2 separate regions of the Homo sapiens genome follow, and region 1 is linked to region 2. The links are chromatin loops, found by intact Hi-C in ENCODE. Cell type or tissue: GM12878. All regions are shown on one strand. Links, peaks and the distances in the headings refer to the core of each region. The heading gives the core; the rest is flanking DNA.

What was found. Hi-C counts contacts between places; a loop is a spot of excess contacts. Peaks named below come from ENCODE experiments on the same cell type or tissue, not always from the same donor. Only the 100,000 strongest peaks of a DNase experiment are listed, where the experiment ranks them.
Region 1: a loop joins it to region 2, with 2.9 times the contacts of the local background. A loop is called at or near these places in 7 of 110 quality-filtered maps.

What each region holds. Positions count from the first base shown.
Region 1 is chr17:81,250,349-81,255,713 of GRCh38, reverse strand. It overlaps SLC38A10 (solute carrier family 38 member 10), which reads left to right. Exons shown (of 16, transcript NM_001037984.3): 12 at 2,474-2,641; 13 at 3,031-3,519; 14 at 4,102-4,221. Among named protein-coding and RNA genes, the nearest start is that of NDUFAF8, 14 kb to the right of the region's middle. RefSeq lists enhancers at 316-1,007, 3,366-4,033. In GM12878, for the core only: a CTCF peak has its summit at 2,206 (motif pointing left); no DNase peak of the experiment used is centred there.
Region 2 is chr17:81,516,766-81,522,130 of GRCh38, reverse strand. It overlaps a transcript of FSCN2 not described here. Among named protein-coding and RNA genes, the nearest start is that of ACTG1, 6.6 kb to the right of the region's middle. RefSeq lists enhancers at 2,097-2,206, 2,217-2,266, 3,961-4,584, 4,717-4,956, 4,585-5,210 and silencers at 2,397-2,556, 2,697-3,246. In GM12878, for the core only: CTCF peaks have their summits at 2,647 (motif pointing left) and 4,168; DNase peaks (open chromatin) are centred at 4,250 and 4,602; H3K4me3 peaks cover 3,753 bases; H3K27ac peaks cover 3,320 bases.

The DNA.
Region 1 (5,365 bases), core at 206-5,205, 270 kb after region 2:
TGGAGGCGATTTTTGAAGCCAAATGAGGGAGGATGGTTGCCCTGCGGCAGCACCCTCTGCTGGGTGTTCCTGGGGGCGTGCGTGGAGCCATCCCCCTTGGCCGTGGCCGCCTCTACTGTGGCTTAGCCGGGTGTGTTGCTGGCCTTCTAGGAGAAGAAATTCGGATGCCAGAGATCTCCTCCCTCCCGAGGAGCTCAGTCGTGAGCTGGCGGGGGCACTCCCCATACAGGGCCCCTTTCTGTCTTTGCGCAACCTGTGTTCATGTTGAGAGTGGAAGCGGCTGGCAGCACTCGGACGTTTTTCAGTTGCTGATTTTGAAGTTTTGTGTTAGTTTTACTGCAGCCAAGAGGCACTGCCGGCAAACTGTCCCTGACGCAAAGATGGGCTCCGTTGTGGAGAAGGCTGTGTGCATTGCCCGCAGACAGCTGCAGAGCGCCGGGCATGAAGGCTGTGAGTGCAGCCCTTGGCTGGTCAGCTGCTGCAGGCGGCGGGGAGCCAGGACACTCGCACAGCCTTCCTGCAGGTGCCCGTGCAATCCAGCAACACTTGCAGAACGCTGAGAGGCGTGGCGTTCCCGGGAGGTTCTCCAAAGGGACCTCTGGGGCAGCTCCCGGCTCACCGTGCTCACTTCCCGTCCCGCGGCTCCTGCACCCACACAGAGCTCCCCCTGGAGCCCCAGACTGGTCATTCACGGCCTGAGGAACTGAATTTTGCTCCTGCTGAGAAAATGACTGCTCTGAGGCAACTTGTCCTATGACAACGGAGATTTCCTTTGTTTTGCTATATTTTCCCTTCCCCTCCCCAGCCTCCCTTTCTTCACTTAGTAATCCATTGGACAGGCCCTCTTGATTGACAGTTATGGCTTGTTTCCGCATGGGGCCTCTGCCGAAGCCTAATCGTGTGATGGAGACCAGTATGTTTTCACCTGCTCAGGCGGGTGGCCATACGCTTATAGAATTGGTCACTTGGGCCAGGCGCGGTGGCTCACGCATGTAATCCCAGCACTTTGGGAGAATGAGGCGGGTGGATCACTTGAGGTCAGGAGTTTGAGACCAGCCTGGCCAACGTGGTGAAACCCTGTCTCTACTAAAGATACAAAAATCAGCCAGGCATTGTGGCAGGTTCCTGTAATTCCAGCTACAGGAGGCTGAGGCATGAAAATTGCTTGAACCTGGGAGGCAGAGGTTGCAGTGAGCCGAAATTGTGCCACTGCACTCCAGCCTGGGCGACACAGCAGGAGTCCATCTTAAAAAAAAGTTGAATTTGTTACTTTAACTAAACTGTAGAGCCTAGCGTCTGCTTTCTGTTAACTAGTTTATTACCCAGTAGGGTGGTACCTTCCCTCTACAGTTTGTCTAGGACTCTCAACTCCAAACTGACAACAGTGTAACTGTCTGTTTCCCTAGACTAACATATCAGGCTGCTCTTAGAAGGCTGGTAGAAAGCTAAGCTAATTGTCCCCATTTTCTTCTCCTATGGGAGCTGGTGAGGCCCCATCTGCTGCTCTGAACTGGACTCTGTGTGAATTCTTCCTCAGACAGCTTCACCTGAGTCCCCCTCGGCTGCAGCGCCTGTCTCAGTGGACATATGGCCTTGCTGGGACAGGGAGGTGGTGATGGCGGTGGTGGTGGTGGTGACGGAGGTGACGACGATGATGGAGGTGATGGCAGTGACGGTGGAGGTGACGGTGATGTAGGTGATGATTATGGAGGTGGTGGCAATGATGCAGCGATGGTGGTGGGGATGGAGATGGTGGTGGTGATGACGATAATGGAGGTGATGGCAATGATGGTAGGGTTGGCAGTGATGGTGGTGATGGTAGTGGTGATGGTGATGATGATGGTGATGGTGGTAGGGATGGAGATGGTGGTGATGATAGCGGTGATGGTGATGATGGTGACGGTGATGATGATGGTGATGGTGGTAGGGATGGAGATGGTGATGATGGTGACGGTGATGATGATGGTGATGGTGGTAGGGATGGAGATGGTGATGATGGTGATGGTGATGGTGATGATGGTGATGTTGGTGGTAGGGATGGAGATGATGGTGATGATGGTGATGTTGATGGTGGTAGGGATGGAGATGATGGTGATGATAGCGGTGATGGTGGTGGTGGTGGTGGAGGTGACGGTGATGACGGTGATGATGGAGGTGATGGTAATGGAGGGGACTGTGGGAGAGTGGGTCGGTGGGCTCGTGCCGCCATCTGGTGGTAATGACTGAGTATTACATGGAGTCTAGTTCTCCCTGCCCCCAGTTAGGTGTAAATCGCATTTTGACATATTTTTGTTGTGAATACACATGAAAAATGACAGTTTTCTGTGCTACTTAGCTGCTAATGATCGAACAGGAAAAAGAAACTGCTTTGACTCTGCCATTTGGCTGGAAAATATGGTAACAGTCCAGGGAGAGCTGCCCCGCTCCTGGAGCTGCTTGGCAGTGCAGTTCCCTAACTGTGCCCTGCTCCCAGCCCAGGATCCGGTTGTGGCCGTGGCTGAGGATGGCCGGGAGAAGCCGAAGCTGCCGAAGGAGAGAGAGGAGCTGGAGCAGGCCCAGATCAAGGGGCCCGTGGATGTGCCTGGACGGGAAGATGGCAAGGAGGCACCGGAGGAGGCACAGCTCGATCGCCCTGGGCAAGGTGCTGGGCACTGGCTGGGGGTGCGGATGGGGAAGGGCGGCCCCGGGTCCTCCTTTGCAGGCTGGACACCCTGCGGGGTGGCTCTCAGGGCTGTGTGTATCTTTTTCCCTTCAGCCCAGCCTAAGTTCTGGTCCTTTTTGTTTTCTCTGTCTTTCAATTCAGATGAATGTCCTGCCCCTCCCAGAGCAACTTGTTTGCAGCTGCCCCTGTTGAACTTTAGCATCAGCTGTGCTTGGCCAGGCAGCAGGGAGGCCGGCAGGGGAGGTGGTATCTGTTGGCCTGTGTCACACTGTTGGGAGCCAGAACCCAGGGAAGAACCCAGTTCTAATTCCCTGGGAAGGGAAGGAGGGGCCTCAGCCTGACCCCATCTGTCCCCCGTGCCCTTGCAGGGATTGCTGTGCCTGTGGGCGAGGCCCACCGCCACGAGCCTCCTGTTCCTCACGACAAGGTGGTGGTAGATGAAGGCCAAGACCGAGAGGTGCCAGAAGAGAACAAACCTCCATCCAGACACGCGGGCGGAAAGGCTCCAGGGGTCCAGGGCCAGATGGCGCCGCCTCTGCCCGACTCAGAAAGAGAGAAACAAGAGCCGGAGCAGGGAGAGGTTGGGAAGAGGCCTGGACAGGCCCAGGCCTTGGAGGAGGCGGGTGATCTTCCTGAAGATCCCCAGAAAGTTCCAGAAGCAGATGGTCAGCCAGCTGTCCAGCCTGCAAAGGAGGACCTGGGGCCAGGAGACAGGGGCCTGCATCCTCGGCCCCAGGCAGTGCTGTCTGAGCAGCAGAACGGCCTGGCGGTGGGTGGAGGGGAAAAGGCCAAGGGGGGACCGCCGCCAGGCAACGCCGCCGGGGACACAGGGCAGCCCGCAGAGGACAGCGACCACGGTGGGTGTCAGCCTGGGCTCGTGTCGGAAGACACTCCCCTCTTGGGCTGGGGAGGCTGGGCAGGGGCAGCAGAATCGATGGTTCCTCCCTCAGTCCCCAGTCTCTCTCCCTGCACCAGATTAGCATGCAAATGGAGCGGGCCCCGGCAGCTGGTGGGGACAGGAAGAGGCTGGTGGCTGACAGCTACTGTAATATCTGTCACACAGTTGTTTGCCAGACCACTAAATGTCAGGTGCCGCGCTGTGCTCGTGTGTCTGGGCGCACACGGGGGGCGGCGCGGGGGGCGCCTGACAGGTAACACGTTGTTAAGTGCCCGTCTAAGAGCTGCTTAGGACAGTTCTTGCATTTTAATTGCGAAGGCAGTTACCATTGGCTCATTGCCACAAGCCTATGAGGTTGTTAAATATTTTTTTATTGCTTCGCTAGTAATCATCAGGTTGAATATAAACTGTGCTGACGGGGGTGTCACTTTAGAAACATCTGCCACTTCCTTTTGTCCCGCCCTTGCCTTCTGTCCCCCAACCCCCCAAACCCTCCCTTGACTTTCCTGCAAAACCTTCTGAGTCTTCACCGTGTGTGCAGGTGGGAAGCCTCCCCTCCCAGCGGAGAAGCCGGCTCCAGGGCCTGGGCTGCCGCCCGAGCCTCGCGAGCAGAGGGACGTGGAGCGAGCGGGTGGAAACCAGGCGGCCAGCCAGCTGGAGGGTAAGGCCTCCGCCCTACAGCCGCCTGCCTCAGGCCCAGGGAGCGGCAGCCCCCTCCCCCAGCCCTGGGGTGATGCCCAGGTCATCCTCGGGAGCCCTGCCAGGCCCCCCTTCTCTTTCCAGCCGCCTGCTGAGCAGACCCCTCGGAGAGCTTTCTGCTCCCTTCCCATCAGCAGCTTGCTTTCTGGGAACCTTTTATCTGCCTTACTCCCCTTTAAACACCTGCGGCATCGTCACATGGCTTGTGATTACCGTTTTATCTCCCTTGCTCCCCTTTAAAACACCTGCGGCATTGTCACTTGGCTTGTGATTACCATTTCGTCTTTAAAGCAGGTTTGTTAACAGTTTTAACACTCGGAGTATTTAAAGCCAGCCAGGTGTGGGCGTGCCTGCACCCAGATGTGGAGGTTTATTTTAAGGCTGTGCCCCAAGGGGACCCAGTTTGGGGGTGGCTGTGCCCGCCCTGGTCCTAGCATAGCCCTGGCCCAGAGCACTGCTCCCACACCCTCGGGCCTCGGAGCTCGGCTGTGTTCATCTACAGGGATCTGTCACCTGTCCCTCCAGGAAAGCTCCTTACGCCTTTGCTCTCCTGAGAATAAAACTTGCTCTGAATCCTCCTCCAAACTTCTCGCCCCTTGGGTCTCAGCTGTTGGCTTTTTGCGACCCCTCCTTGTGGCCTCATGCAGTTGGGTAGCAGCAGCCCCGTCTGTGAGCCTGCTGGGGACAGGCTTCTGTGCCATGTCCTCTCCCAGGCTAGGGGTCCACCCGCCCTCTGAGGGTGTGTGGCTGGGCCCCCGCTCACCAAAAGTCACGTGCATTTGGTGGCAGTGTCCAAGCCTTCTCTCAAGATGGTCAACCCTGCCCCATGCGGGGTCCACGTGTGCCTCAGCATTGAGAGGGTCTGTTCCAGGGATCTGTGTGGGGGTCGCAGGGCACAGCCGCTCCAGCCTCCTGTGCCAAGCCCCTGGGAGCAGGTGTGGGAGCTCCGGGCCAGCCCTGGCACGGGCACCTCCCAGGATGTTCGTAAGACACACGCTTCCTGCCCGCGCATCTTGCCCTGTGGCCTCAGGACAGCCGGTCCGAGGGAGGGCAGGTGCAGCAGCCACGTCCCAGTCGCTGCGGCCTGGCTTCTCCAGGTGCAGCTC
Region 2 (5,365 bases), core at 251-5,250:
GGAGACTGAGGCAGGAGAATTGCTTGAACCCAGGAGACGGAGGTTGCAGTGAGCCGAGATCGTGCCACTCTACTCCAGCCTGGGCAACAGAGTGCAGAGTGAGACTCCGTTTCAAAAAAAAAAGTTTATGACAACAAAACGTTATAACGTGATTTTGGATTAGATGAGGAAAACACACTACGGAGGACATTTCTGGGACAAGTGTCATTACCGAAGTTGTATGATCCACGCCATCATTGCCTGTCAATTGGATAAACAGTGTGATACTGATGTTGCCTGATTTTGATCACTGTTCTGTGGTTATAGAAGAAAACATCCTTGTTCTTAGGAAACACACCCTAAAATAGTAAGGGCATCATGCCTGAAACCTGCTTCCAAAGGGCTCAGAAATAGAAGGAGAATGATAAGCAAATGTGTCAAGATGTTTAAAACGAGGTAAGTTTGAAATTTCAAAACAAAGGCTGGGTGTGGTGGCTCACATTTGTAATCCCAGCATTTTGGGAGGCCAAGTCGGGTGGACTGCTGGAACCCAGGAGTTCAAGACCAGCTTGGGTAACATGGCAAAACCCTATTTCTACTACAAATACAAACATTAGCCAGGCATGGTGGCATACACCTGTAGTCCTGGCTGCTGGGGGATGGAGAGGGCTGAGGTGGGAAGTTTGCTTGAGCCTGGGAGGTCGAGGTTACAGTGAACTGAGATGGCACCAATGCACTCTAACCTGGATGACAGAATAAGACCTTGTCTCAAAAAAAAAAAAAAAAAAGCTGGGCTTGGCTTATGCCTGTAATCCCAGGACTCTGGGAGGCCAAGGCGGGTGGATCACCTGAGGTCGGGAGTTTGAGACCAGCCTGACCAACATGGAGAAACCCTGTCTCTACTAAAGATACAAAAATTAGCCAGGCGTGGTGGCACATGCCTGTAATCCCAGCTACTAGGGAGGCTGAGGCAGGAGAATCGCTTGAACCTGGGAGGGAGAGGTTGCGGTGGGCCAAGATCGCACCATTGCACTCCAGCCTGGGCAACAAGAGTGAAACTCTGTCTCAAAAAAAGAAAAAAAAATTTCAAAACCAAAAGGTTAAAAACTATAATAAATAAAATGAAAAACTCCGCTGAAGGGTTAGAAGTCAAGGAAATATCCCAGAAGGTTTAAAAAAGTAGACAGAAGAAAAAAACTAGAATATTAGAGAATAAATCCAGAAGGTATAATGCCCAATTAACAGAAATCCCAAAACAGAAGAACAGAAAACAAAAGAAAGAAATTGTAAAAGAAATAATACAAGCAAATTAGCAAGAACAGGGCCTAGGAAGTAGCCAAGATAATGAATGCAAAAGCATCACCAGGGACATGAAGCAGTTTTAGATCAGCAAGGAAAAGCCTGAAGGCTCTTAGAGAAACACAACACCTGGACTCTGGATCAGGAATCCAGTGACATTCATTTCTCATCAGCAGCAGTGCCAGCAAGAGACAGGGACTAAGCGTTCAAAATCCCAGGCCAGTTCTCAACTTGAAATTCCATCTCTCACCAAACTGCCAGTTCCAGGGGTGTGAGCTCAAGGCACTTGCCGATACGCAAACTCAACACTGACTCGGGGGCTCACCTTCCCAGCTTGGTGACGCCCCCAAAGGATGCCTTGTCCTAAGGACTGGAGGAAATGGGGCTTGTCAAGGTGCTGGGCACAGTTAACCTTCAAGAGAGCCCAAGGTGTGTGTGGGTGGGGGCCAGGCATAGGGGGCTCCCCAGGGTGATTCCCTCCCACAGACCAAGTGGACACATGGGTTGGGCCAACCATGATCCTTCCCTGGGCATGGTGTGACCCCAGCTCGGGCCTCTCCACCTTCAGGGTCACCTCCTGAGTGTGTTCTCCCCCCACCCCTCCCCTAGGCCTTCCTGTGTCCCCACGGCCCCAGGAGGAAGTGTGACCGCCCTGGTGTGGCACTGGACATCCCCTGTCCGGCAGTGCCCCCTCTGACTTTCCCGGAGCCAGCCCAGCCGCAAACAACCTGGCCCCTTGGGACACAGGTCTGGGGCGGCCCCTGCCACGGCCTGGCCCAGCCCTGGGAAGGCCGGAGAAGCCTCTGTCCCCAGCAGGTGTATGTAGTGAGATCTCTGAGTCCCACCCCTCCAGCCCTGGAGCCACCTTTTCCTGCTGGGTTGCCTCGATCCAGCCTCTCAGCCCCTTCCTTTCCTTTTCTGGGAGCTGGTGCTTAGCAGGGGCCATCTGCTAGGGGAGCAGAGTGCGGGAAAAACGCCCCGCACCCAGGGCCAGGGTCCTCGTGTTGGGGTCCTCTGTGGGTGCCTCCTGTCCTCGGTCGCAGGAGGGACCCCGGACATCTAGCGTGGGCAGTGAGTGGAGGCCCGGGCCACCCCCTCATCCACTGCCACGGGTGACCCCATCCCACTTTTCCGCGTCAGCCCTGACTGAGGTCACCGGCCCCTCCCCAGGCAGCCCTGCCTCTGTCACCGTCCGGTGTGCGGCCGTGACTCAGCGACCGGCCCCGCCCAGTGGCGGAGGGAGGAGCGGGGGTCCCTCCTGGCGCTCCTGGGCAGGCGCGGGCTCCGGCAGCGCGACAGGTGCGGCCTCGCGGCGATAGCGGCACCCACCTGGCGGCCCAGGTGGGAACGACAGCGGCCCGCCATTCCCGGCCTTCTCGCGGGACCCACTCCACGGGCGCCATCTCCCGGCCCCAGGCCTCCGAGCTCGTGGTCCTGGGGGTGCGTCCCCGCTGCCAGACAGTGCTCGGCGGGGGAAGTGCGTGCTGAGTGCGGGTCCTGGGCCCACCCGAAGCCCCGGTGCCGCGTCCCGGGGGGAGTGCGCGGAGCTGAGGCCCAGGCCCGCGCCCTGCGTGCACCTGGCGGTCAGGAGAGGTCGACTGCGTGGGGAGGGGGCGCAGGAGCGCGGGCCGGCGGGCTGGGAGCTGCAAGGAGCGCGCGACCACGTGCAGCCGGGCTGGACCGCCGCGACCCCGCACCAAGTTAGGGCGTGCAGCCCTGGGCCCTGCCTGAGAAACATCCCGGGGCTCACCTTGCCCGAATGCAGACCAGCTCAAGTCCCAGCTTCCCGGCCTGGGACGGGCGGGGCGGCGAGGCACAGCCGGTCTCCCAGCCACGCCCGCCCTGCTGTGCCCGCCCCCGCGGCGCGCTGGGGAAGGATGGCGTGGCTAAGACTCGGGTACCCTGACAGAGTCCGGGCTTGACCCCCGGCACCCTCCATTCTCCGCAGACAAGAGGCAGCCCTTAGGACACAGCGCCCAGAGCAGTAACCTCTTGCCCTTGTCCCGCCCTGACCCGCTTCCCCTTTTCCGCGTGGCGCCAGCCGTCCCTCGAGTGGAGACACCTGGAGAGGCCCTGACCTAGTCGCTCTGCAGAGCTGCTTGGGCGAGCTGCTGGCCAGAGCAGGAGGGGCGGGACGGGTTAAACAGGCTTTCCCTACCTCGGTGCCCCGCGCACACTGGACAAGACATCTGCTCCCCGGCCTGCTGCCGCGGGGAGAGCTGGAGGAGCTGACCAGCTAGCGGGCAGGAGAGGGTCCGTGCGGAGAGTCAGCGAAAACGACTCCCCTCCCTCCCAGCCCTAGAGTTATAGCCCCTTCCACGTTTTTGAGATAGGAGGCAGCTGCGAATCGGCCTAGCCTTCCTCTGCGCTCCCTCCTCCAGGGCTGGGAACTCCTCCCTCTCTATTCCACCCCTACTTGGGCTTCCTGCACGAGCAGCTGCTGGGCAGGTGCTATGCCAGGTACAGGGGCTATGCCAGGTACAGGGGCTATGCCAGGTACAGGGGCACCAGCTTCACTGTGGAGGACAAGGATGCTGTGCCCCAAGAACCAATGCTCTAGGGCAGAGAGTGGGTGAAAGAAGCTAATAATCAATAGGAGTTGATGGGAGGTCGTGGGTGGCATGGGGGCATGCCAGGAGGAGGCAGCCAGTGGGACAGCTTTGGGGGCAAAGGAACAGCCAGACGGTGGTCAGGGCGCTGAAGGAGTGGAGGGACAGGCAGCGCCCACTCTGTGGGCCTCCAGCACCAGGGGAAGGGGCTTAGATTCTACCCCGAGGCAGCAGGTAGCCTTGGGAGCAGCGGGGATTTGAAACATGGGGATTCATTGCGGAAGCCGAGGCCCTGGGGTGGGAAGGGTTGCAGGACGCGCACTGCCAGGGAGCAGGCATGGCCACATGAGGCAGGCTGTGGCCTGGGACGGTGGTTTCTGGCTTTAGCCCTGTGAAGAGGGTGGGGGCTCCTCGGTTTCATCTCCGTTTCTGGCTCCTCCCCTGCAATCTGTGACCGCAGCTAAGAACCACCCTGAGGGGAAACACAAACTTCAGGCCTCGCTGCCTCTGGGGAGGAAGGAGTGGGACTGGAGGGGGGGGGGGCGGCCGGAGCTCCTGGGGTGGGGTCCACAATGGCCAGGTGGAGAGCAGACCCTCCCCACTCCGTGCGGCTCTGGGAGGCCACAGGGGAATGAGGCCTGGGGAAAGGAGCCTTCTTCTCGGGCCCAGTGGAGGGTCACAAACGGGCCTGGGGCTATGCCCTTGGGAACAGAGGGAGGAGCAGGCACCCTGGTCTCAGGTCTCACACACGACACACAGAGGCACTGAGCACGTCTTACTCATCACCGAAAACTGAGCCCCTGGGTGTCAGGCAAGACGCCTGGGGGGTTTGCTGGGCCACCTGACGGCCTCCTGTCCCCAGACTTCCTGTCCACACGGGAGGGCAAGCAGCCTCAGAGCCCCTGATGGGCCACACATCTCACATCGCAGAGCCCTCTCCTCTTTTTTGACAGGAACTGGGGTACAGAGAGGTCACGTGGCAGGCACAGGGCTGAGCCGGGCCCAGAACCCAGGTGTCCGACTCCCAGCTCAGGGCTCTTCCAGGGGCCTCCTTGGTTCCTGCTCACAGCGGGGATGGGGAGCCTCAGGTAAACTGCAACAGGGATCCTGTCTCCAGAAGGCCTGGAGCAGCGGGGGTGGGGCGGGGCAGGGGAGTGGGGTTGAGGGACTCTCGGCCTGAGTGTCTGTGTGCATTCAAGCCCCTAACCCTCGTGTAGAGTGCCCACACCGCCCTCCAGAACCTTCTGACCTCCCAGAATGTGACCTTGTTTCTGGCTAATTACCCTGACCCAGGAGACTGCCTCAGTTTCCCTCCCTGTGAAAACTCCACAGTCTGGGACTCTCCTCCAGTGGTGAGAATTGGACAAAACATGCAGAGACCTGGTCTGGGGACCAGGTGAGAATTGGACAAAACATGCAGAGACCTGGTCTGGGGACCAGGTGAGAATTGGACAACACATGCAGAGACCTGGTCCTGGGACCAAACAAGCAGCACCTGGCCACTCACAGCCAGCTGCCCAGTGACTCCGCAGGGGTGG